Regions from separate parts of the Homo sapiens genome. Here all the other regions are linked to region 1. The links are chromatin loops, found by intact Hi-C in ENCODE. Cell type or tissue: endothelial cell of umbilical vein. All regions are shown on one strand.

Region 1 (8,000 bases):
ATAGCAATGAAGAAAAATATCTGTAATGATAGTTCCTTTTGCTTTTAAAATGTGAAATGTGTAAACAAACAAATAGAATGTGCCATTTCAGACATACTTCTGCAACATGTAAAGATGCCGCTTTGGTTTTACCTCAGGGATAAAGACTTGTATATGAAAATACCTCACTCTTAACAATTCTAACACATCATGCTTATTACCCCCTAAATTCGGCTTTTGTTTTGTTTGCTGATTGCATTTCCTTCTAATCTGCAATTATCAATTTACCCATCCTGTTTTACTCTATCCTATTATCCATGTGTCATCTATTTAAGATTATTATCTCATGGAAAGCCACTGTCAGCAATATTTTTACATTGCATGCGAGAGACAGAGAGTTTGACGAAGAAAGAATGAGAGGACAGAGAAAATAGAATGGGCAATGGTAACCGAGGCTGTGAGAGGTGATATTATAGACATGACCTCACTTTCCTCCTGCCAGTCCAGTGGAGGTGGCCCCAGCATAAAGAAGCAAAGGTCTAGGAAGACATGTGGCAGACAGCAGAGCCAGTGGCGACTAGGGAGCGCCACCAACTAGCATACAAGGCAGGATTTCTCAGTTACCCCCTTGAATGTAGTTGCCGCCCTCTGCCAGTGAAACCAGGGCCCCGTCTCTCTTATCTAGTTTGTGCAGTGCTCAATGGCATGCCATGCACCAGAGGTTTGTTAAAATATATATGATGATGGTAAATACAGATTAAAATAAAGTGCTGAGAAGCCAAGCCTATTAACTCACCTTGAGGTCCTTGCCCTGGTGGAGAAGCCATGCAGAACAAATGGCCCTGTAACGCTCCAAGCCAAAAGCCCCCAGTGGGAAGACTTTGCGATCAGCATGTGCGGAGGAATTAACTGCACACTCCCTTTAATGTTCATCAGAATTGAACGCTGCTAATTTACAGCACTTCAGCACTTCGGGGCCCCTTAGAGTCTTTCCAATTATGCTAGTGAGGAGGTGACTGGCTTGTGATCCCCATGGTGAGACTGTGGAAGCAGAACTTAGCAGCAGAGGCCCGGGGTTCCAATGCACCCGTCCTAATGAAGCACATTGTTTGCTCCATTCTTACTGTCCACGACCCCCAGGCTTCCTGGGCATTTTCTTCACCCTGCTTTCCCGTACCCATTCTGGAATGGAGAAGCGGGGCAGTCACACAACTAACGCTGGGAGCAGAGTGTGTGTAGCCTTATATTTCTAGTTAAAAAGCAATAAATCCGAAGTCAGGTAATGAATTCCATTTTGAGTAATCTCATTATGGACATCTATTCAAAGAGTCCATATAGCACAGGCAGAATGACTGGAAAACCTAGTATAATGTGCTGGCTTTTTTCCCTGTGCCAAATTAACAGTGAAGGCCTTTTAAAGGATGCTTCATTTAGGCTCTCTTATTATCAGAAATATTATACAAGCTGGAGCTGAGGCCTGACTGCAGTTGCACTGCCGCGATAACTCCCAGTGTTGGATCAATGGCTGGCAAGATTCCACCGTCAAAGGAGCTCCAAGCAGCGAGGCAAGAGGCCCCAGTGCACTGTTCTCTCCTGGAGCCTCGAAGAAGGAAAGAATAGGAGAAGAAGGTCCTGGAAGTGTAAGTGGCAAGGGGATTTTCTCTGGGACTTCTTTCTAGGATCGTCGTGCAGGATCCATTTTTAAGGTGTATTGTACAGGATCTGTTTTATTCAATCCATCTTACATTCAGTTAGCCACTGGTTCTTCCTGGGGCGCTCATCAGTTATACCACCACTTTATAACTTTCAGCTGCTTCCCATTGTTGTCTTTAAAAAGTTTAGACTTCTCACCTGAAAATCACCAGGCTTCCCAAACTTAAATGTACACACCCATCACCTGGGGATCTTGTTAAACTGCAGTTCTGATTCAACAGTCCTGAGGGGCGGCCTGGGATTCCATGCATGTAGTAAGCTTCCAGTGGCCTATACTTGGAGGAGCAAGGCTCTAGAACATTGGTTCTCAAACTTGAACTTGCATTAGAATCGCTGGAGGGTTTGTTAGAAGAGAGGTTCTTGGCCCCGCCCCCAGAGTTTCCGATTCGGTAGGTCCAGGGTGGGACCTGAGAATTTGCATTTCCAGATGTTCCCAGGTGATGCTGAGGCTGCTGACCCAGGCAGCACAATTTGAGAATCATTGCTTAGAGTAATGGTTCTCAAATCTGGCTGCACATACGTATTATCTAAATAAAAATGAGGAGATTTAAAAACATATGGATTCTCACCTCTGACTCAGATTCATGAAATCAGAATTTCTGGGGATGAGGCCCCAGCATCGAAATCTTTTTTTCACTCCTTAAGTGATTTTTTTCAATATGGATTGAGAATCATTGCTCTAAAGCATGGTTTTCAGCACAACTTCCGTACGGTGTCTAGATAGGAAAATAAGACTATGCCCTTAGCCCCAAATTTGCTTTGTACTTCTGTATTTCAGAACTTTGGATTAAACTGGTTTTTCCTCCCTGAAATATCCTTCCTTATGCACTGTCAAAACCCCATCTGTCTTTCATGGTTTATCTCAAATCCCATCTCTTTCATGAGGCCTTTCTCCAGGTCTGCAGCCAGATGAGAGCTCTGTTCCTTGAGCTTTCTAATTCAATTCACAATTGAAATGCTTGTCCAGGCACGGTGGCTCATGCCTGTAATGCCAACACTTTGGGAGGCCGAGGCGGGAGGATCATGAGGTCAGGAGATTGAGACCAACCTGACTAACACAGTGAAACCCCGTCTCTACTAAAAATACAAAAAAATTAGCCTGGTGTGGTGGTGGGTGCCTGTAGTCCCAGTTACTCAGGGGGCTGAGGCAGGAGAATGGCATGAACCTGGGAGACAGAGCTTGCAGTGAGTCGAGATGGCGCCACTGCACTCCAGCCTGGGTGACAGAGCAAGACTCCATCTCAAAAAAAAAAAAAAGAAAGAAAAAGAAATGCTCACCTCCCTCATTTTGTCCCTCCTTCCTGTTCCCAGAATTATCCTGGGCAGCCTCTTTTGTAAAACCTACGCCCGTACTAGGGTTATTTATGTGTCTGTTGACCTTGCCCCACCAGCTTGCAAACGACTCACAGGCAGGAACTGTACCTCATTCATCCTGCTTGTCCTTCCTGAAGTGCATTGTCCTATCCTAGAAGAAAGTCCCTCACTTAGTACCTATTGAGTTGCTCTGTGCCTCTGTGGCCCTGGACATACACTTTCTTTCATAATATACACCACTTGTGTAGTTGCCCTAACCTTCTCTAGCAGATATAATCTGCTTGAGTGGAGGGACTACGCCATGCACATCTTTATATCCTCACATCCCTCTACCCTCAATACACACTCCTTTTTAGGTTCTTGCTACTCAAAATGTGGTCCACGGACCAACTGCATTGGCATCACCTGCAGCTTGTTAGAAACAGTCTCTCAGGCCCCACCCAGATCTACTGAATCAGAATCTGCATTTTAACAAGGTCTCAAAGTGATATGTGAACTCATTAAAGTTAGAGAGGAACTGGGCACCATGGCTCAGGCCTGTTATCCCAGTGCTTTGGGAGGCTGAGTTGGGAGGATCACTTGCGACCAGGAGTTCAAGGCCAGCCTGGGCATAGTAAGACCCCGTCTCTACAACAAATTTGCCGGGCATGGTGGTACATGCCTATAGTCCCAGCTATTAATACTTGGGAAGCTGAGGTGGGAGAATCACTTGAGCCCAGAAGGTCCAGGCTGCAGTGAGCCAAGATTGCACCACTTCCCTCCAGCCTGGGTGACACAGCAAGACCTTTCTCAAAAGTAAAATTAAATTAAATTAAAAAGTTAGAGAGGCACTTCTTTGGGAGGTGACATAGTAAAATATTTAAGAGAATGTGTCCTCGACTCAGACTATTAAGCTTGGGCAAGTTGTGTAAACTCTCTATGCCACAGTTTTCCCATCTGTAAAGTGAGAATATTAACAGTCCTCACCTCATGGTGATGTGGAAACGTTAACTAAAGTAATATGTAAGTAAAACACTCAGAACATTATAAGCACTCAATAATACATTATCAACTATTATTACTCAATTAAAACTGGTTAACTTTAATTGAATTTGAACTGCCACCTAGAATAGACAAGAAAATGAAACACAATTCTGTATGGATGTCAGAAACATGAAATATAAAATGTAATAAATAAAAATATTAAAAACCCCTTAGCAAATGTTAAGGAGCGTGTCAAATGATTCCTGTGTTGAACCTTAAGCATTTAGGTGGCTGGAGCCTTGAAAGTTACCATCCCCCAATTTTCTGCTGTGTCACTAGGTTTTTTTCTATTGAGCAATTCTTTCAGGTCGCCTCCACTCTGCTCTGCCTAAAGGACAACTTCATATAGTGCATTCGTGTCTTAGACTCCCCGATCTCCTGTAGCCTTTGCAATTACCTCGGGCCATGAAATGCGCTCCTTGCTTGGTTGAAACATATGCACACACTGCCCCCTAGGGGATATCCTCTGTCATGACCCTCCAAAACAAAAAAAAATCTCTTGGGGTGTAATTGGCTTCAAGGAAAAGGGCTGAAACCTTGACTGTAACATCCTATACCGCTTTGTAAATACTATTGGTCCACTCTAAAGTTAGGTAATAATAACATGCACTACTGTTGAGCCTTACTAGAATTTGTGAAATAGAACATGATATATGTGACCTGGATTTGTTTCCCTCAAATGTTAGGAAAAGGCATTAACACAGTGAGAGTCTAGAATGATAATCTACATTTGAAATGAATCCCTGTGTTTGTTGATAGAAAAAAATGACACATTCCTATCCCATACAGTAGATCCACAACTTAAGGTATTGAAGGAATGGCAGGGTAATGTTAGCAACATTATGATGAAATTCATTCAACAGATAATTATTGAGAGGCTACTATGTCCCCAGCACTTGTGGTTTTCACTGAACAAGAAAGGCAATCCTTGTTTTCATGGAGCTGACACTCTACGTAATATGGTAGTCACCCACTCTTGTCTCCCTGCTGTCCCCCTCAGCTTCCGGTGAGTTTTCCTTGGCTCTAGGGGGTGCTGACTTGCCTTGGGGTGGAAGACAAGAACAGCCAGTGTACCCTGGTCACCCCGAAAGCATCTCATAGACAGAACTCCGTTACAACCTCATACAACCTGATGGGTTGTTTTTCTGTCTTTTTTGTTTTCTCGTTGTTTATGGTAGGGTTTTGTTGTCTGTTTGTTTTATTTTGGTGGGTCTTTGCTCATTCCTGGCATCTTTCCAGGCCTTTTGGAGCCATACCAACTGAGTAAGAGAGTAGTATCTCGCAAACCAACCCCCAACCCATTGTTGTCGTCTGTCTTAAATCCTGCTTCATTCCGTACGTCTCCTGTGTCTTCTGCCAGGGCTTCCCTAGGTACAACTTCAAATTGAACATATCGTGGCTGCTCAAAATGAGAAAGAAACATTCAACAATATACAAGCTGCAATGTTGTCATACAAATGACCAAGAAAACATTTAATTTGGAGGAAAAAAGAGCTTAAGAATGGGTGTGTGTGTGTGTGTGTGAGAGAGAGAGAGAGAGAGAGAGAAGGTACTACAATACATCACAGCATGTGATCCTTATCTTGGCTCCGGAGTGGAGGAGAGAGAAGGACTATGAAGACCCTTAGAGCAAAAAAGTTTTGCCCACCATGCTGCTTGAGGCACACAGAAGAACCAAGCTAACTTCTAATTAAGTAAGGTCTCCAAAGTTACTAATGGATTCAGTTCAATGGCTCCATTTGAACCCACAAACTTACAATGTATTTCTTTCCTCATAAACTCTGTCACTATCATCATTCTGTACCTACCTTCTGGTCTCCTAAGCTGCCTCCTGATATTCATAATTCCCTCCTCATGGTCACCTTGAAGACATAATGGCCAAGCCTCCTCTGCTTTTGGTGTGCCTTGGAGATAGCTGGAGTCCCCTTGCCTACAAAGTTGCTGGGGGCAAGACTTGCAGTGACCACTGTGTGTCCCCCCATCCTTGAACCCATCCCTTGGGCTCCTCCTGAGATCGTGCTCAAGCTGATGGGGAGCTCTGAGAAGAAACCATCCCACCAGAGTGGCCTCACATGTGCACACATCCTGGATGTTTCTGTATGTCAGTTTCCTTCTCCTTCCTCCAGAGCTCTTTGGATGTTGGAGTGAGGACTAACAATGAAAGACTGTCTTGCCCCACCCAGTCCTATTTTCAATTCATTTCCTGAGCTTACATGCCATTTCCACCAACCAGCCACTCAGCATCCACAAATGGCTACCTCTGTGTCCTACTCTGGGTTGGGCCTTGTCTGTCCTGTTTTCTGTAGAATCTCCAGCACTAGAAGAACACCGAGCACAAGGCAAGACACTCAATAAAGAAAACAGGTAGGTACCTCTATGGAGCACTGACTGTGTATAAACTGTTCATTTCTTATTTAACTGATCCTCATAACAAACCCCAGTCTACGTCTGAGAAACAAACTTGAGTCTTACAGAGCCTAATAACGTGCTAAAATGTCACACAGCTGTATGTAACAAGAACAGAATTTAACCCCAGAGACCCTAACTTCAAAGCTTTTATCCACTATGCTGTGCTACTTCCTCTCGGAGGAAGGGTTGCTATTTGAGACTTTCTTGCCTCCTTGTTTGGGGAGCAAAGCTAATAAGTCAGTTCAGTCATTAGAGAAACCTCCAGCAATATAGGAGTTAAGAGCTGAATCTAGCCGGGCGTGGTGGCTTACGCCTATAATCCCAGCACTTTGGGAGGCCGAGGCAGGCGGATCACGAGTTCAGGAGATCGAGACCATCCTGGCTAACACAGTGAAAACCTGTCTCTACTAAAAAATACAAAAAAGAAAAATCAGCCAGGTGTGGTGGCAGGCACCTGTAGTCCCAGCTATTTGGGAGGCTGAGGCAGGAGAATGGTGTGAACCCAGGAGGTGGAGCTTGCAGTGAGCTGAGATTGCGCCACTGCACTCCAGCCTGGGGACTCAAAAAAAAAACCACAACTGAATCTAGAATTATGTCTTATTTCTCCCATCCTTCTCCTTTGGACTAAAGATTAGGTATTTCTTCCCAACTCTCCTCTAGATCAGTTGAGAACAACCAAGACCACCACCGCCAAAGCAAATGCCAATTTTCAGCTGGGGTCTCTTAGCTCAAGACAGAATAGAAAGCTCTGCAGCAGGCTGAGTGCCCCAGGAACCATCAGTAGGAACAGTGCCACTACTGAATACCCCAAGTGCTTGTCAATGGCTTCCTAACAAATGGCTTCATTTAGACTCTCCTACAGGTCAGCCGCTGCATGTCCACCCGAGACTGCTAAAGGTCACACTCCTGCACTCTCTTTCCTTTTCTGGAAAATGACCTTGAAACCGTAATGAGCCTGGAGGAAGCCAACCAGACAGGAAATAAACCCGCTTGGGTGCGTGTGCTTGTGGAAGAGTTTTGGAAGACCTTCCATCCCCTGGGAAAACACTTGTTTGATACAGTCATGGCCAGCTATTATTCGTGATCTCATTGGTGGGAAGGCTGGTGGGGATTGATTTCAAAATGAACTTTAAGCTAAGAGGGCAGCTAGGAGGTGGCTCTGAGAGGCTCTGTTGACAGGGGCCAGTGGTGATGTCAGAGGAGCTCGGGTCAGGAATTCTGGGGCAAGGGCAGAGTTGATGAACCTTATTTTTAGATGGTGTTGATATTTTTAGTGAAAGTCCAACAGCCTCTCCATTTTTGGTTGGGGGGATAGAGGGAGAAGGGATGACTTCCTGGAGTTAGTCATTTCCTCTGCTGGTGAAGAGATTTGGCGGTGCTCCTATGTCATAGGAAGTGCCTGGAGATGGTAAACACTGCTGACATAATGGGAACTTACACCATGGGTGTGTCAGAGCACACATATTCCTTCCTGGACCCTGGGCCAGGTGAGTGGGGGATGCTTCCTGTTTTTGGCTCTAGGAGGATTTTCAACTTCTGGGAGCTGCTCTGGAGAATAAATC
Region 2 (8,000 bases), 520 kb before region 1:
GGACGTTATTAAGTAAAATGAGGGTTACTTGAACACAAGCACTGAAGTACTACCACAGCTGAACTGATGACTTAGAAGGCTAGCAGGTGGAATGGATGGTAGCCTACAGACAGTGAAAAGGCTGGACAAAAGGATGATTCACGCTCCAGGTGAGATGGTGCGAGATTTTACCACACTCCTCAGAATGGAATGCAACTTGAAACATATGAATTGTGTATTTCTGGAATTTTTCAGTTCATATTTTAGGGCCACAGATAACTGAAACCACAGAAAATGAAGCTATAGATAAAGGGGGACAACTGTATTTACTATTTAAGACCTTATTAATTATGCCATGTTAAACTCTCCAGTTTTTTTCATGAATCTAGACAAGCTAACTCTAAAATTTCAATTGTTTCAATTCTGCATGTGTATACACACTGATTTGCAATTTAAGCATATTTCTTATGGTGGCTTCTAGTCAAAGCCATTTGAAAACCACTGTTCTATAGTTATAGCAATAGAGGACAGCAGCTACTCCTATCAACGTAGTTAAAACATAAACAATGCTTAGCAAAAAAAAAAAAAAGAAAGAAAGTTACAGAAAAATAGCTGTTATACATTTTCCTCAAGAAACAAACATACCTAAACAATATATAGTTTCAGGATATAGAAATACGTGGCGATAGTCTATTCCTTAATCTGTGTGATGACTACTCTATTCTTGAACCAGCATATATACAGATTATGATAAAAGTAACACACTTCAAATATGACTATATTAAAATATAGAGTAAATTTTATAAGAGAGCAATCCCAATGTCTACGACTCTAATTATCTCCTTTCATCTACAGTCAGAGGATGAGTTTGAAAGGAATGGTGGACTGGGCATATTCCCTGTGATTCAGGGAACTGAACACATTACAGGCAGTCGGAATCTCCTGGTATAAGAATTAATTTTTTTCTCAACAAGAAGGCAATGCATTCATCCAACAAGGAGGTAATGTGTCATCTGTACGAAGAAGAAAATGGCTTAAGAAATACTTTCAGGTATAGGAAGCCTCCTGGCTATCTCGTGTGCTCACTGGACCTTGTTTGTACTTGTACACACATAGCTGGGGAAAGAGAGAGAAACAGAAAGAGCACAAGTTCTCTTATAACTCTTCTTATAAGACACTAACCCTATCATATCAGGGCCCCACCCTCACAAAGTTATTTTACTTTAATTAACTCCTTACACTCACATTGAGGGTTAATGCTTCAACGTATGAACTTTGTGTCCACAGCAATGACAATTAGGGATTAATTTTAGCTATTACAATTCTGCAGTGTACACGCCTATGTATTTCTCTAGAACAGATACCTAGCATTTGAATGCCTGATCAAAAGTTACACATTGTTTTTAGTTCTAAAAGTTGTTTCATAAACTATCCTACCAAAAAGGCTTTAGCAATTTCCATCCCCACCATTGGTAATATGAAGAGCAACTGCCTTCCCACACCAGTGTAGAAAGCCAACACTGAATCTATCTTATCACTCCTTATCCATTTTACCAATCTTAAGAAAGCATTTTCTTTTAATTACCAATTCCTAGACAGTGAGCATGAGCATCTTGTCAATGTTTGCCCTTCCTTTCCTCTGTAAACTTATTATTCAAAACCTTTGCATTTTTTTTCCTTTTCTTCATTTGTTTTTCTATTTGGATTTATAGAAACTTTTCTTCATATTCAAGATACCAATCCTTTGACCATTAATTATTCTATTCCCAATCTGCAGATATTCTTTCTCAATCTGGCTCTTGTATTTTAACTACGTATGGTGTTTCATCATATACAGATTTTCCACTTTTATATAGGCATATATGTCAATTCTGCATATAGGTAAGAAGGACAATAAAATCTTGAAAATATTTTTCAGATCACTTATATCTATACATATCATTTAGGGAAAAATGACTTTTAAGTAGTGAGCCATTCAAAGAAGTTTGAGATTGATGTGTAGTTGTGAAGGTTATAGTTTTACATGAAATAAAATCAACGGAAATCAGAGTCTATTCACTTGTAACCTATGTAGAGGTTGGGGTCTCCTATGTAAGGTTCTCAGAATTGAAAGAAATCAGCCATACTCTTATACTGCACAAAAGAGCAAATCAGATTTCATGCATAGGTGCAATCTTTAGAATCTCTGTTTTTCATAAACTACAGAACAAACAAGGACAACCAAGATTTTTAAAAGGTGTTACCACCCCTTACATATCTAACAATGTAATTTTTACTCTATGAGTAAAATCTATAAAATATTAAAATATAATTCTAGTTGGTATTTGATGATTTCTACAATACAGCTTACTTTTTAAAAAAACTTTTATAAGCATTATTAAAAATAACAAATTATACCTATAAAAAGTTAAGGTTTTCCACATGAAAAAGTTGTTCAAAGCAGAAAGTTAAATCCTAAATTATCAGAATATGCAGCTTTAAACAAACTAGTTATTTTCATCTTCCTACTTCAAGTCAGCAAGAATATCATGTATCATAATGAGTGGTGGCTACATACACTTTTTATAGCTTCCAGCTTATTCCCTTTGAGGGTAACATTAACACCTGTCAGACTGTCCTCTATTACATTCTCTCAAATTGACTTCCAGTTTAACACATGCTTCTATTTTCAACTCTCATTTAGCCATAGGTAATCCTCAGCGTGCAGGATACATTTTCCTCTTTTAAGATATATACTCTGTGAGAGGTTATATCTTGAAAATCCTGCATCTTTTTTCCCTTAATAATTTGACCTAGAAATGTGGCCCAGTGGGGGAGGAGAGTAAGAGCAATTGAGGCCAAATGGCAATATAATCACATATAAACAGATAATAGCCTTCTCATATTTAAAAATATATGAAAGGAGAAAGTCAATAGTGTAAAGTTATTAATACATTTTCAAATAAAATAAAACGTACAACTTTTTCAAGTTCTTATTGGAAAAATACACTTGAGAAAAATTTTATCTCACAAATAATTTAATGGGTTGATTTGAGCTAAAAAGAATAGGCCTGTAACTCAGCTGGAGCAATGCTTTATCATTTGGTCAATGCTTCCTGACTCCTATTCACATGCAAGTCACTATGCAGGACTTCATCTTCGATGTAAAAATATATAACACCCAGCCCCCGCCATCCAGGTGCTCACACGTTAGTACCAAAACTTTTATTTGAATTTAGCAGACTTAATATATCTAAAATGACATCTGTGAGAGCATTTCTTTATATTTCATAGAGTTTCCATAAATATAAACATTCCTTTATAGCTCATTGAAATTACAAATTAAAATATTATAACTTAAAAATAAAATTTTGCATTTTTACATCTCCTAAACTAACATTGCTAATCAACTTTAAATGGCTATAAGCAATGACTCAGAATGAGTCTATTTCATAGTTTTTTTTCCTGCTACAATTTAATCGTAGTGGTACTAAAATTATTTACTCTCAGACATCAATGAATGATAATTTAGGAATGGCTAAGTAACTTTTGTACAGAAATAATAATTACATAATTCCTTGGCACAAATTTGGATTAAAAACAAACATAAGTGCACACATTTAAAAGGTAACCACTTCCTTTGGGAAAGGCTTATTTGTGATTAGGTAAGACAATGTCTATCCTTTTTGCATAGTTTACAAACGAGTAGTTTCTCACAAACTAAGTAGTTTCTCTCTCCTGTTAATTTGCTAAATCCATCTGATGGAATTTCGGCTTTCATCAGCTTTGTGCATTGCCATTACTCATAAGCAAAGTCAATATTAAATAAATTAGTGTTACCTGATAGTAGGGGATGTCAGGTCGCAAAAAAATTTTGGAAATTGAACTTTTCCTTTGTAAAACTCCAAAGAATTTTGAGATCCTCTGAATAACATGTATGAATGAAAAAGAAGAGGAAATAAAGACACGTTGAGAACAAGTACAAAAGTATGTTTTGATAGAAAGAGTTGAACCTTTAGATCTAAACAGACAAAGGCAGAAATTCAGATGCACCTGCTTCTCTGGCTTTAAACTCTGGGCAGGTTGATTATGGAAACTGAGTTCTGGACTGGGCGCGGTGGCTCACATCTGTAATCCCAGCACTTTGCGAAGCTGAGGAGGTCAGCAGTTTGAGACCGGCCTGGCTAACATGGCGAAACCTCGTCCCTAATGAAAATACAAAAATTAGCCAGGTGTGATGGTGTGAACCTGTAGTCCCAGCTACTCAAGAGGCTGAGGCAGGAGAGTCACTTGAACCCCACAGGTGGAGGTTGCAGTCAACCAAGATCACGCCACTGTACCTCAGCCAGGGCAATGGAGAAAAAAAAGAAAAAGGAGAGGAGAGGAGAGAAGAGGAAGGAAACAAACTAACTGAGTTCTGTGAGTTCTGTACAGATGATTATGCAGCATAGATATACCATGACTCATGTTACAGAATTGGATGGAAGATTGAATGTCAAGACTGGGACAGTATCTAGTGATTAATAAATGGTAGTGTCCTCCTCCATCCAACTATGAAGCTGACTGCCAAACCTTTGGGGAAGGCTTGTCTAATTTTTTTTTTCTCTCCAAGCTTTCACTAGTGTAACAATTCTCAAAGTATGGGCCGAGGTTTAGCGGCATCACCTTCACCTAGGAACCTGTCAGAAATACAGATCCTCGGGGCTCAGCTCAGACCTACTGAATCAGGAACTCTGCCAGGAGGGCCCAGACACGCATGTTTGAATAAGCCCTCCAGGAGATTCTGATTAACCCTGGAGTTTGAGAACTGCAGATCTTGCGAATCTGAAGCTGATGAAAGTTTTGCCAAGTCTAGCAAAATGACCTACTTTCTCCTATTCTGGTACATTTCCTAATGACTCAGCTTCCCTTCGAGAAATTTAACAGCTTTGAGGAGCTAAGGTAGCAGTCCTCAGTGACTCAGCTCTAGAGAAAGCAGAAAAGCAGCCCACAGCGCAGGCCTGCTGTACAGAGCGATTTTCTTCATCAGAAGTCAGGTTTCAACAAAAATGTAAAATGTTTAAACATTACAAAACACATTGTTTCAAAATCATCTTTTCCAGACATTTGCTCAGCAATTCTAACCAGCTGTTACAGAAACCACTCTCCTTCTCTAGGGAGTTTTCAAAGATAAATTTAAATGGGAAAAACCCCCTTAATGTTTTAGGCACATTTAAAAGAAATTTATTTATTAGAGAGAATCTCCCTCTCCATTCTTTTTCTGGCACAGATCCTCTTACCTTTTATAATAACTCTTCATACCAGATGTTGTCAATATATTGCTCCTCTTTTTTTAAGGTGCTTACTTAATCCTCCTCATTTGAAAAAAACAATATTATTCTTTAAAGGAAATGAAAGCAGCTGAAACCACCTCAATTCTGTAGCATACAAACTCTAGACAATCATTTTTCTTTTTCCCACTACCACTCAAGCACCCATGCTGGTGTCAACAAATCTAATATTTAGTACCCACCTGGGAGTTTTATATCACCTCATTTTAGATGCTGGAGAGATTAGAGAAAGGCTTGAAAGACTATTGCTTTGAAAAATAACCGCTATTAAGAGCACACACAAGCACATGTTCACACACAGGAATATACACAAACTCAATATCCTTCCATGAAATGAAATCTAACATAAGAAAATCCAAATAATTAGAAAAAATTAGAATTTTCAAATGATTTTTAGTCGGGGAATTTTTCAGAGATTTAATTTTCTATGAGGCAGTTGAACCTTCTGGAATATTACCAACCTGAAGTATGTTATTCATGTGAACTCATCTAAATTGAGTTTGCTATTCAATTTCACATATTCCTACAATGTTAAAAAGTTTTCTCTTATTATTTGTTATTTTAAAGTTGTGTTGACACCAAAAAAAAACCCCACCAAAAAACTTCTGCAAAAAAATTAGCTAATTATTACTGTGATACAATTTTGATCATTTGTATTTTATACAATGGCCTATTTAAAAGGGACAAAGATCCTAAGTTTAACTGAGGAAACTGCCATCTTCCCTGTAGAAGAGGAAAAGAGAATATTATTTTCACCAGAAATGGGGAAAAATAAACCACAGAAAATTTGCCCTCATCGCAAAACAAAAGAAAGCCAGTATTCCAGTGATCTTATGAAAATCTGTCCATGTTAAAGACCTGCATCTTCAGATATAAAATCAATTAAACAGCAGTATATTAAAGTGACCCAAAACAGGCACTGACAGTAACATCCCACTCTAGAATGCTACTTGTTGCACTTGTAACTCAACAAGACACAACAGGGGCATTTGTCTACTTTACAAATAAGTAAAATTAAAGAAAAGTAAGGCATACTGTTAGAGTAACAGGAATTTTTTGCCTTGTTCTTGTATATGTGCTCTGGGTTTTCTAACACCTGGTAGTTTTGCTTTAGCTTTGTCTCAATGTGGGCATGCACCTTTTGTCTGGCTCCTTCCCAAGGATACCCTTGAGGCTATAATTTTCCATTCCACTCTGTTTTGGAGCTTCCATGCACTAGTAACCTCTCCGGCAGCATCCAACCTATCACATAAGAAGGAGGGAGCCTTACCAAGTACAAACAGATAAGAAGAAGCAAGCAGAAAACTAAATATTTAACATAAGAAAACCGAGTTGCAGAACAAGCTTCTTTGTGTTGTCCTTGCCAATGTGCTCTTCATGAGCAAAGGTGACTGATCAAATATGACCACTATTTGGGAAAAAGAAAGAAAGAATCAAATTATGTACAGTAGTCTTCCCTTACCCACAGGGGATGTGTTTCCAGACCCCTAGTGGATGCCTGACCCTGGTAATAGCACCAAACCCTATATACACTATGTTTTTTCCTATACTTACATACAATAAAGCTTATCAGTTAGGCAGAATAAGAGACTAACAATGCTAATAATGAAAAAGAATAATTACAGCAATATACTGCAGTAAAAGGTATGTGAAAGTGTTCTTTCTTTCAAAATATCTCATTGTAATGATCTCAACCTACTTTGCGACCGTGGTTGACCATAGGTAACTGAACTGCAGAAGATGAAACCCTGGATGACACTACCGTACTTATCATTGTGGTTAGATAAGACAACCACACGTATTTGCCTCATACAATATACAATTTTGTTATCTTACTGTAGTCAACATCGTGCAAGTTGTTCCAGTTCTATGGAGAGTTGAAAGCTATTGTCTAAGGACCATAGTTAAAAAAAAAAAGGACAAATTCATCTATTTTATTCACTTCTTTTTTAAAATCTATTTTCATGTATTCGTATTAAAGTGGGTAATTTGGGAGGGTAAAACAAAGATTCTGGGTCCCTTTTTACTAGGACTAAAGGAAAGCATGATATTGGAAGTGTAGAGATATTCCCCACTTTCTATTAATTTTATGAAGTAAAACACAGCTTTGGAGTAGAATTTTTCATTAGGTAAAAGTTTTCCTAAAATATTGCTAAGGGTCATTCAATTATTTCTCTACAGCTACCCCAAATAACTTGAATTTGGAAATGCTTCTGATTTTTAAAACTTGCTTCACCCTTAATCTCTGACCCTTCAATTTATATTCAGCTATATTTTTATATGATTTAAAGTATTTCTACTGAGTAACTTCACATGAACTGCTACATTAACTACCTTAATAATATTAAATTGTATAAATTGTATAAGTTTTGACGTAGTGATGGAAAAAGGATGTAAATCCCTTACCTTCCCTCCCTGAATATGTGCTTTTGGGGCTGAGGAAAGAGAAATATACGTAGAGGGAGGGAATACCACTTTTAAGAAAGATATATTAATTATACTTTTAAGTGGCACTAAAATATTTATTGTTAAATGGGACAAGTCTCTTACACATTAAAAGCCGCAGAAACCTAGCCTTACAGACAATGAGAGCTGTCTATTCAAGTTTTTAAACTTCTATGACAAATCTTTTTTCAAAGTATTATCTTGAACAAAAACAGTTGTTCTTCAAAAACCAAATTCTTCATGAAGAATTTGGTTGCCAGTTCATAA
Region 3 (8,000 bases), 700 kb before region 1:
AACCTTAAAAACTTTCAGCTTTTCATGTTGAGTATTATATTAGGTGTGGGCTTGTCAGAACCTTTGTTATGTTGCGATAAATTCATTCTATACCTAATTTGTTATGAGTTGTTATCATGAAAGAATGTTGAATTTGGTCAAATAATCTATTAAGAGTTTTTAATTATGAAAGAATATTGAATTTTTCTGCACATGTTGAGAGAACCATATGATTTTTATCTTTCATTCTGTTAATGTGAGGAGGTAAAAGATCTGTACATCAAAAACTATAAGATGTTGTTGAAAGAAATTGAAGACTCAAATTAATGGAGAGAGATCTCACGTTCATGGATTAAAAAATTAATATTGTTAAAATGTCCATACTACCCAAAGTGATCCACAGATTCAGTTTAATTCCTATATAAATTCCAATTCTATTTTTCACAGAAACAGAAAAAAACCCTAAAATTCATATGGAACCACAAAAAGCCCCCAAATACCAAAAGTAATCTTGAGCAAAAAGAACAAAGCTGGAGGCATCATACCCTGATTTTAAACTGTATTACAAAAGTACATAGCCACAGTAATAAAACAGTATGGTATTGGCATAAAAACAAGACACATTGACCAATGGAACAGAACAGAGAGCACAAAAATAAACCTGTGCATATATGGTCAACTAATCTTTGACAAGAGTGCCAAGAATGCAAAATGGGGAAAGGATAGTCTCTTCAATAAATGATGCTGTGTGAACCAAATATACACATGCAATATAATGAAATTAGGCCCTTATCTTACCTCATATACAAAAATTAACTCAAAAAAGACTAACGACTTAAATGTAACATCTGAAAATGTAAAATTCCTAGGAAAAAGCACAGTGAAAAAGCTCCTTTACATTGATCTTGGCAATGATATTTGGATATGACACTAAAAGCACAGGCAACAAAAGCAAAGGCAAACAAGCAGGACTACACCAAACTAAAAAGCTTCTGCACAGCAAAGGAAAAAAAAATCCACAAAATGAAAAGGCAACCTATGAATTGGGAAAAATTATTTGCAAACTGTATATTTGATGAGGGATTAGTCTCCAAAAATATTATAAATTCAAGCAGCTCAATATCAAAAAACAAATAACCAGATTTAATAATGGGCAAAGGACATGAATAGACATTTTTTTCAAAGAATACATACAAATGGCCAACAGATATATAAAAAGGTGCACAACATCACTAATCATCAGAGAAATGCAAATCAAAACCACAATGAGATATCACCTCATACCTGTTAGGATGGCTATTATCAGAAAGATGAGATAGCAGCTGGCTATTGGAAAGGCTGTGGAGAAAAGGGAAGCCTTGTGCACGATGGGAATGGAAATTGGTGCAGTCATTATAGAGAACAGTATGGAGGTTCCTTAAAAAATTAAAAATGTGTAAATTAATAAGTACCCTATGGTCCAGCCATATATCCAAAGGAATTGCACCTTTGGTCATATATCCAAAGGAATTTAAATCAATATCTCAAAGAGGTATCTACACCCTCATGTTCATTACAGCGTTACTTCAATAACTAAGATAGGTGTAAATAACACCTACAATAACAACCTCGGTGTCCACTGATGAATTAATAAAGAAAATGTGGTGTGTCTAAACAAGAGAATATCGTTCAGCCATAAGAAGAAGAACATTTTGCAATTTGCAACATCATGGATAAACTTGGAGGACATTATGCTAAGCGAAATAAGCCAGACACCAAAAGACAAAGAGTATCTCATCTCAATCATATGCAGAATCTAAAACAGTTTAAATCATAGAAGCAGACAGTAGAATCATGGGTGCCATGGATGAAGGGTTGGAGGAAGTGTTGAGAAGTTGGTCAAAGGGTATAAACCTTCAGTTACAAGATGGATAAATTCTGGGGATCTCATGTACAGCATTAAATATAGTTAATAATACTGTGTTGTTTACCTGAAATTTGATGACAGAAGATTTTTAAGTGCCCTCACCATATAGACACATGCACAAATGGTAACTAAGGATGATGATGAATGTGTTGATTTGATTGTGGTAATAAGTACACAATGCATGCACAGATCAAATCATCACCCTGTACATGTATAATTTATACAATTTTTATTTGTAAATTAAATATTTTAAAATAAAATAGAAAAAAGACTGTCTATATCAGGCTTGACTCTGTCTCATCTGGCTCTTCTCTGCCCACCCACTACACTGCAGCCACCCTGGCCTCCTTGGCTCTCTATCTTTCCAAATTCACCCAGACTGCCCTAGTGCCTTTGTACTAGCTGGTCCCTCTGCGTAGAATGTTCTCCCACCTTTCCCTCTACTCTCAGAATAGCCCTGTCATAGTTACTTGCTCTCTATTCCTTTATCCTGTTTCATTTTCTTCATTGCATTGTTACCATCAGAGAGACTCTTGTGCATTTGTTTACATGTATAACTTCTAAGAGCCAGAAGGGAAGTTTCATGAGAACAGAGATCCTATCTATCTTTTCCCAGTTGTATGCTCAGACCCTAGCGTACCGCGGGCTGTATAAATGTTTGTTAAGTTCAAAAAGGAACAGAGGTAGTTGTGACAGGCGTAGGTTAAGCAAGCATGCAGAAATGCAAGTGGGTCTCAACCAGGACACACAGAATTAATGGACAAATCAGAAATACAGGTTGCTGACTCAACTTATTAGGTCAGGTACAAGGCATCTGTGTGTTGAGGGGTCAGAGCATCGTGTTCGGTGGTTGGGGCAAAACATGGAATAGGAGTCAGCCTTGGATGTCAGAACCGGGCTGGTATTAAACCCAGAGAGACGTGTGGTTATTTATGTATCTGCTCAGCAGGAACCCAGACCACCGATACAGCTCCACGTATACAGAAAAACAGATAACATGACATCTCCTTGCTGATTCTCAAGTGAGAGCATAGTTAAACCAAGATAGAGAATCTGGAATTCAGACTGCCCAAGAGAACACTGTGGCACAAATTCTGTCAACAATCCCAGAGTAACACTTCAGAAAGAAAACAACACAAAATTCATTTGTCTAATTGGGACTCACTGTGAGAGACAATTCCTCCAAGATAATAAAACTTAGCCATGATGTTAGTGGTGAGCCATTCAGCACAACCAAAGGGCACTGTGCATGTGTCACACGGTCAGATCTGTAGGAGAAAGGCTGACACTTTTGGCAATGACAGCAGTCCAAACGAAAAACACAGCCACAGCAAGCCCATCTAACGGTTGCTGTGAATCACCCTGATTATGAGTCACAAGCATGCAATCACTGGCATACAGAAACTCCTGACTAATAGCCGTGAGCAGTTTGCCTTTGCTATCTAAGTGCCGCAGACTGAACACACTCTTGCCCGACCTAAAATCGGCATTAATACCTGAATCACAGCCTGGGGAAGCTCAATATTCCACTGCTGGAAAGAAGATAAACAGCAACAATACAAAGATGCAGCCCTTTTTAGTGCCGCTAGTTAAACTGAATGCATTTAATCTTTCTTCTGCATCTAAAATGTCGGTCATCTTCTCTTGGTGGCATGAATGATATGTAAACACTCCTGCAAAAAGCCAGTTTCTTGAAGGCTTTTCCACATACCAAACGGCAAACAGAATAAAAACCATGGTTACACTGAGTATTATAGAACACAAATCATTACAGTGCCAGAGGGCATGCTGTTTATGGTTCCACAACCAGAGAAAACCACATGATCATTAGTTATAGTGCTTACCTATAGGCTTGAAATATACAACTTATTTCTTTTGTTTAAGATATGCATAATCTGCTCTGGAAACAAATGATGTGCTTCATTAATTATTATGGTATGAAGGTATTATAGATCTATGAGGAAATTACCCACATCAATTGGCTTCTTCTAACCTTGGTCTAGCATGACAAGGAATTAAATAATAGTGTCCTACCAAAAAAAGTTGATCAACATATCTGGACAAATGTCCACATAACCACTACCTACATCACTACAACTAGTAAATCCTATCATTTGGGAATAAAAAATTTAAATAGGTATGAGGCACAATCTGGAGGAAGAATAAACTCTTGCAGAAAATAACAGTGAGGCCTGTAATCCCAGCACTTTGGGAGGCTGGGGCATGTGGATCACCTGAGGTGTGGAGTTCGAGACCAGCTTGCCCAACATGGCAAAACCCCATCTCTACTAAAAATACAAAAATTAGCCGGGTGTGGTGGGGGTGCACCTGTAATCCCAACTACTTGGGAGGCTGAGGCAGGAGAATCACTTGTACCCAGGAGGCAGAGGTTGCAGAGAGCCAAGAACGCGCCACTGCACTCCAGCCTGGGCGACAGAAGTGAGGCTCCATCTCAAAAAAAAAAAAAAAAAAAAAAGAAAGAAAGAAAATGATGGTGAGGCATACATGATCATAGCTAATGCATATCAAGAGCTCACCCTGCACTGGGCATTATTCTTAGTGTATTACATGTTTGTTTATATTCACAGAAATCCTAAAGCTTAGGGATGACTATTACCACCATAGCAGCAGTGAAGAAAAGGGAGACCAAGAGTTAAGGGATTTTCTCCTCACCACACACCTAGTATATGGTAGAAACAGGATTCAAACTCAAACAATTTCTTTCAAAAATCTGCACTCCTATCCCCCAAACAGCAAATCAAGTAGATGCTACCAGAGTCAAGATCTGGAGCTGCCGAAGTAAATACACATCTGTTTTTTTAAGGAAAGGCAGTGTAGTCTTAACTCAGCACCTGAATGATTGAGTTCATCCATGCATCCTTTAAAAGAGAAAAGCCTAAAACTCTTAATTATATATAATTCAAGTTGCAGAAGAAATATGACTGCATAGAATCCCCTTTCAGCAAATATTTCCTGGCTGCAGTATTGAATTGGGAGTCCAGCTACAGCCGGAGCTCTGTAATTAGGGTCCTTGGGAACTGCGAACAAGGTCAGACTCATGGTATTCCCAGTTTAAAAAAACAGGGGGATTTGGCGGGGGGTGGGGGGGTACTGCTGCTAAAAATAAAAATAAATACATACATTTAAAAAAGTAGCTTCTTTACCAAAAAAAAAAAAAAAAAAAAAGGTGTGGGCATGAAGAAAGATGCAAACCCAGAGACCAGAGTTACCAGAGGCAACTCCTCAGCCTTCTCTTTCTTCAATTTCCTTTGCTGGAAGGCCAAAGGTGGGGACCTGTCTAAGCAGCATTGCTGCCACGTACAATTATTATTTTAATCGACATTGTGCTGTGTTAATGAGTGCCAACCATGTGCCAGATGGTGTTGAAAACAAAGCCTTCTCTGCAATCCTGCCCAGTGGGATCACCACCTCTCCTCTCTGTGAAAGCGATCACAAATGTGGTAATGAGCTAACTCCGATGCAACCGAACTTCTAATCCCCCCGACACTCTCTGATTGGGCACTGCACCAAGATTTGGCATAGAAAAGGCACCTGGAGTGCTGTCGGATGATCTCTTCAGGGATAATGGACCAGGGAACTGAGCCTGTAATGATTTCATATCAGTTTGTTCAAGTTCAGTTGCTATTAATTGGGTTCAAGTTCAGCTCCAGTTCACACAATCTAAATAAATAGCTGTTGAAACCAGCTTAGTGCCTGGCACAGTATGTATCTTTGTAACTAACAAGAGGCAAGCAAAAGAGAAAGATGTAGAAGGATGCCTTGCATGCCTGTTTTCTGGTGTATACTGTCAGCCTAGTCGACCTGTGGAGTAAGGGGGGAAAACCCAGTGTCCCAGTTTTTTACAATTATCCATGGTTATATTACTTAATGAATGATCGTATTATGAAGAGTTGAGCCCCAAAACAGGTTACATAGTGAAACTTTCACCTAATTCTTGAGATCAGCTGCAGGCAAAACACTGGCTTGAAGTTAGCATGGTCTGGAATCCGGATTTTCTCTTCATCTTCCATCTACCTTGGCAATTCTAAGATGTTAATTCTATTGTAATCTAACTAAAATCTGAAAAAGAAACGTTTTAGACAAATTATTTGCTAAACAGAGAAAAAGAACAATATTGAAGGGGAAAAACTCTATTTAAAAACAGGGCTTTGCATATTTTATGAGAAAAATCAATCCAAAATCTATTTTGTTCTAGCCCATTAAGATTCACTCTAAGTTGGTTTCGCTAGAATGAAATTTAAAATACATTTCTAAAGATCATTTGTAAGAAAATTTGAATGGAAGCATTTCCAATTCAGTGTTGGCCGGCAAATTCCAATTTCTGTTACAATCCAGTCATAGATACTATGTTTAAATTGGAATGATTAGAGAAGATACTGGCATAGTATTCATAATAGAATTACATAGGGAAGCCAGTATGTTTTAGGTAATGTTAGATAAGACATGCATTACATGTCTACTTTTTGTGACACAATAATATAACATTTAAAATATAACTAACTGAATCATTAGATTTTTATCATCTATTTGTATTGTTAAATCTAAGCAATGAAGTAAGCAAATAATTACTAAAAAGAGCAAATTATGAAAGTAAGAGTAATAAAAAACTGAATTTGTTTGAAAAAGGTAGCTTTTGATATTTTGGAGTTTTTGCATTGGATTTTTTGGAGTATTTGGATTTTCTTTTCCATTTTCTCCTAATAAAAGTAAAAGGTGTTTGACCACATATGAAGATTTTAGTACCCTTACAATGGAGGGGGTAAAGTGTAGGAATAAAACCAGTGCTACAGAATCCAAGGGACCTGAGTTCCCTGTGTTTCTGCCATTGACTTGATATATTACTAGACCCAATTCCTTAACCTCCTTAAGTCTTGGTTTCCTCATATTTAAAATGGAAGTTTATTTTAAATTTCTATCCAAAGAAAGACACAGGGTCATTGAAAAGATTAACTATATATATATATATAGAGAGAGAGAGAGAGAGAGAAAGAGAGAGGGAGAGAGAGAGAGAGAGAGAGAGAGAAGAGAAGAGAGAGAGAAGAGAGCATATAGTTGCTCAATAAATGCTATTACCTCCTGCTTGTGAAACTGCAATATACTCTGGTTCCACTTTGCAACCAGTCCTTCCAAAGTTACCACTTCCAGAGGCTGTGTGAGCAGCCGTTGGGAAGTCAATCCTAAAATGTGAGCCACCATAACCTGTGGTCCCAATGCATGCCCAGAATCAGGAAAATCTACAATACATAATTTCCTTACCATGTACAATAAACTTTATCATTCCAAAACAATGTCTAAATTATTATTATTTTACATTCTAGCTACTTATAATCTGTTTCCTAATCCTCAAGGGAGTTTTAAAATTGAGACTCATACAGTGTGGATGTATTTCTACCAAACTATATAAAATAGTGCTTTTCAGGACATCCTTTCCAGTTGCAGACCTCTACACAGGTTCATGAAATCATTCCAATTTGCTTTATTTGCTGTATTAGAAATTTCTGGTTTGGAGGTAGTACATAGGAACTGGTGCTTTCTCTGCCCACCATCTCCCATCACCTTTCTCTGAACTCTGCCATCTTTTCAGCTGACATGCTCAGAGGCAAGGTCTCTTAGGGAGTCCCTTCCTGGTCAAATTTCCAGTTCAACTGTTCTTGGGTCTCTGAAGGGAAGGCCTCTAGCGGGATCTCACTCAGGCTGAAGACTCCCATCTGTTGACTATTAGCCTGCTCGTATTAACCTTTGCCTTGTTTGCTTGACTTTGCCTGTCTCTGATTTCACATTGAGAGCTTAAGGACAGAAGTGCAGTATAGTGGTCCAAAAGGCTAGCCTTGAGGACAACTCAACAGGATCCCCAATGTGAAGTGAGGGAGATGCCAGCTTGGGTCAATATTAGCCATCTGACTTCGACAACACACAGAGGTTTCAAAGATAATTTTCCTACATATAACAAGGTCCTGTAGGTAACAAGCACAGATTGAACAAAATGTTATAATTTTCAATGTAATCTTACCTGAATGTAAACTTAAAATATCAACTCTTCCCCTTGCTTTGTATTAATGAATTTATAAGAGGGGTATTTTTTCCCAAAGCCAGT

The links. Peaks named below come from ENCODE experiments on the same cell type or tissue, not always from the same donor. Only the 100,000 strongest peaks of a DNase experiment are listed, where the experiment ranks them.
Region 2: it touches region 1 in a loop (9-fold over the local background); 5 of 110 quality-filtered maps call a loop at or near these places.
Region 3: a loop joins it to region 1, with 2.4 times the contacts of the local background. A loop is called at or near these places in 3 of 110 quality-filtered maps.

The regions. Positions count from the first base shown.
Region 1 is chr2:204,322,064-204,330,063 of GRCh38, reverse strand. No RefSeq gene overlaps it. Among named protein-coding and RNA genes, the nearest start is that of PARD3B, 220 kb to the left of the region's middle. RefSeq lists an enhancer at 7,228-8,000. In endothelial cell of umbilical vein, a CTCF peak has its summit at 4,471 (motif pointing left); DNase peaks (open chromatin) are centred at 4,463 and 7,843; H3K27ac peaks cover 1,033 bases.
Region 2 is chr2:204,839,739-204,847,738 of GRCh38, reverse strand. The region is part of intron 2 of PARD3B (par-3 family cell polarity regulator beta); the gene reads right to left. Among named protein-coding and RNA genes, the nearest start is that of PARD3B, 300 kb to the right of the region's middle. In endothelial cell of umbilical vein, no CTCF peak of the experiment used is centred here; a DNase peak (open chromatin) is centred at 4,868; H3K27ac peaks cover 2,030 bases.
Region 3 is chr2:205,020,524-205,028,523 of GRCh38, reverse strand. The region is part of intron 3 of PARD3B (par-3 family cell polarity regulator beta); the gene reads right to left. Among named protein-coding and RNA genes, the nearest start is that of PARD3B, 480 kb to the right of the region's middle. In endothelial cell of umbilical vein, no CTCF peak of the experiment used is centred here; DNase peaks (open chromatin) are centred at 2,513 and 3,243; H3K27ac peaks cover 1,447 bases.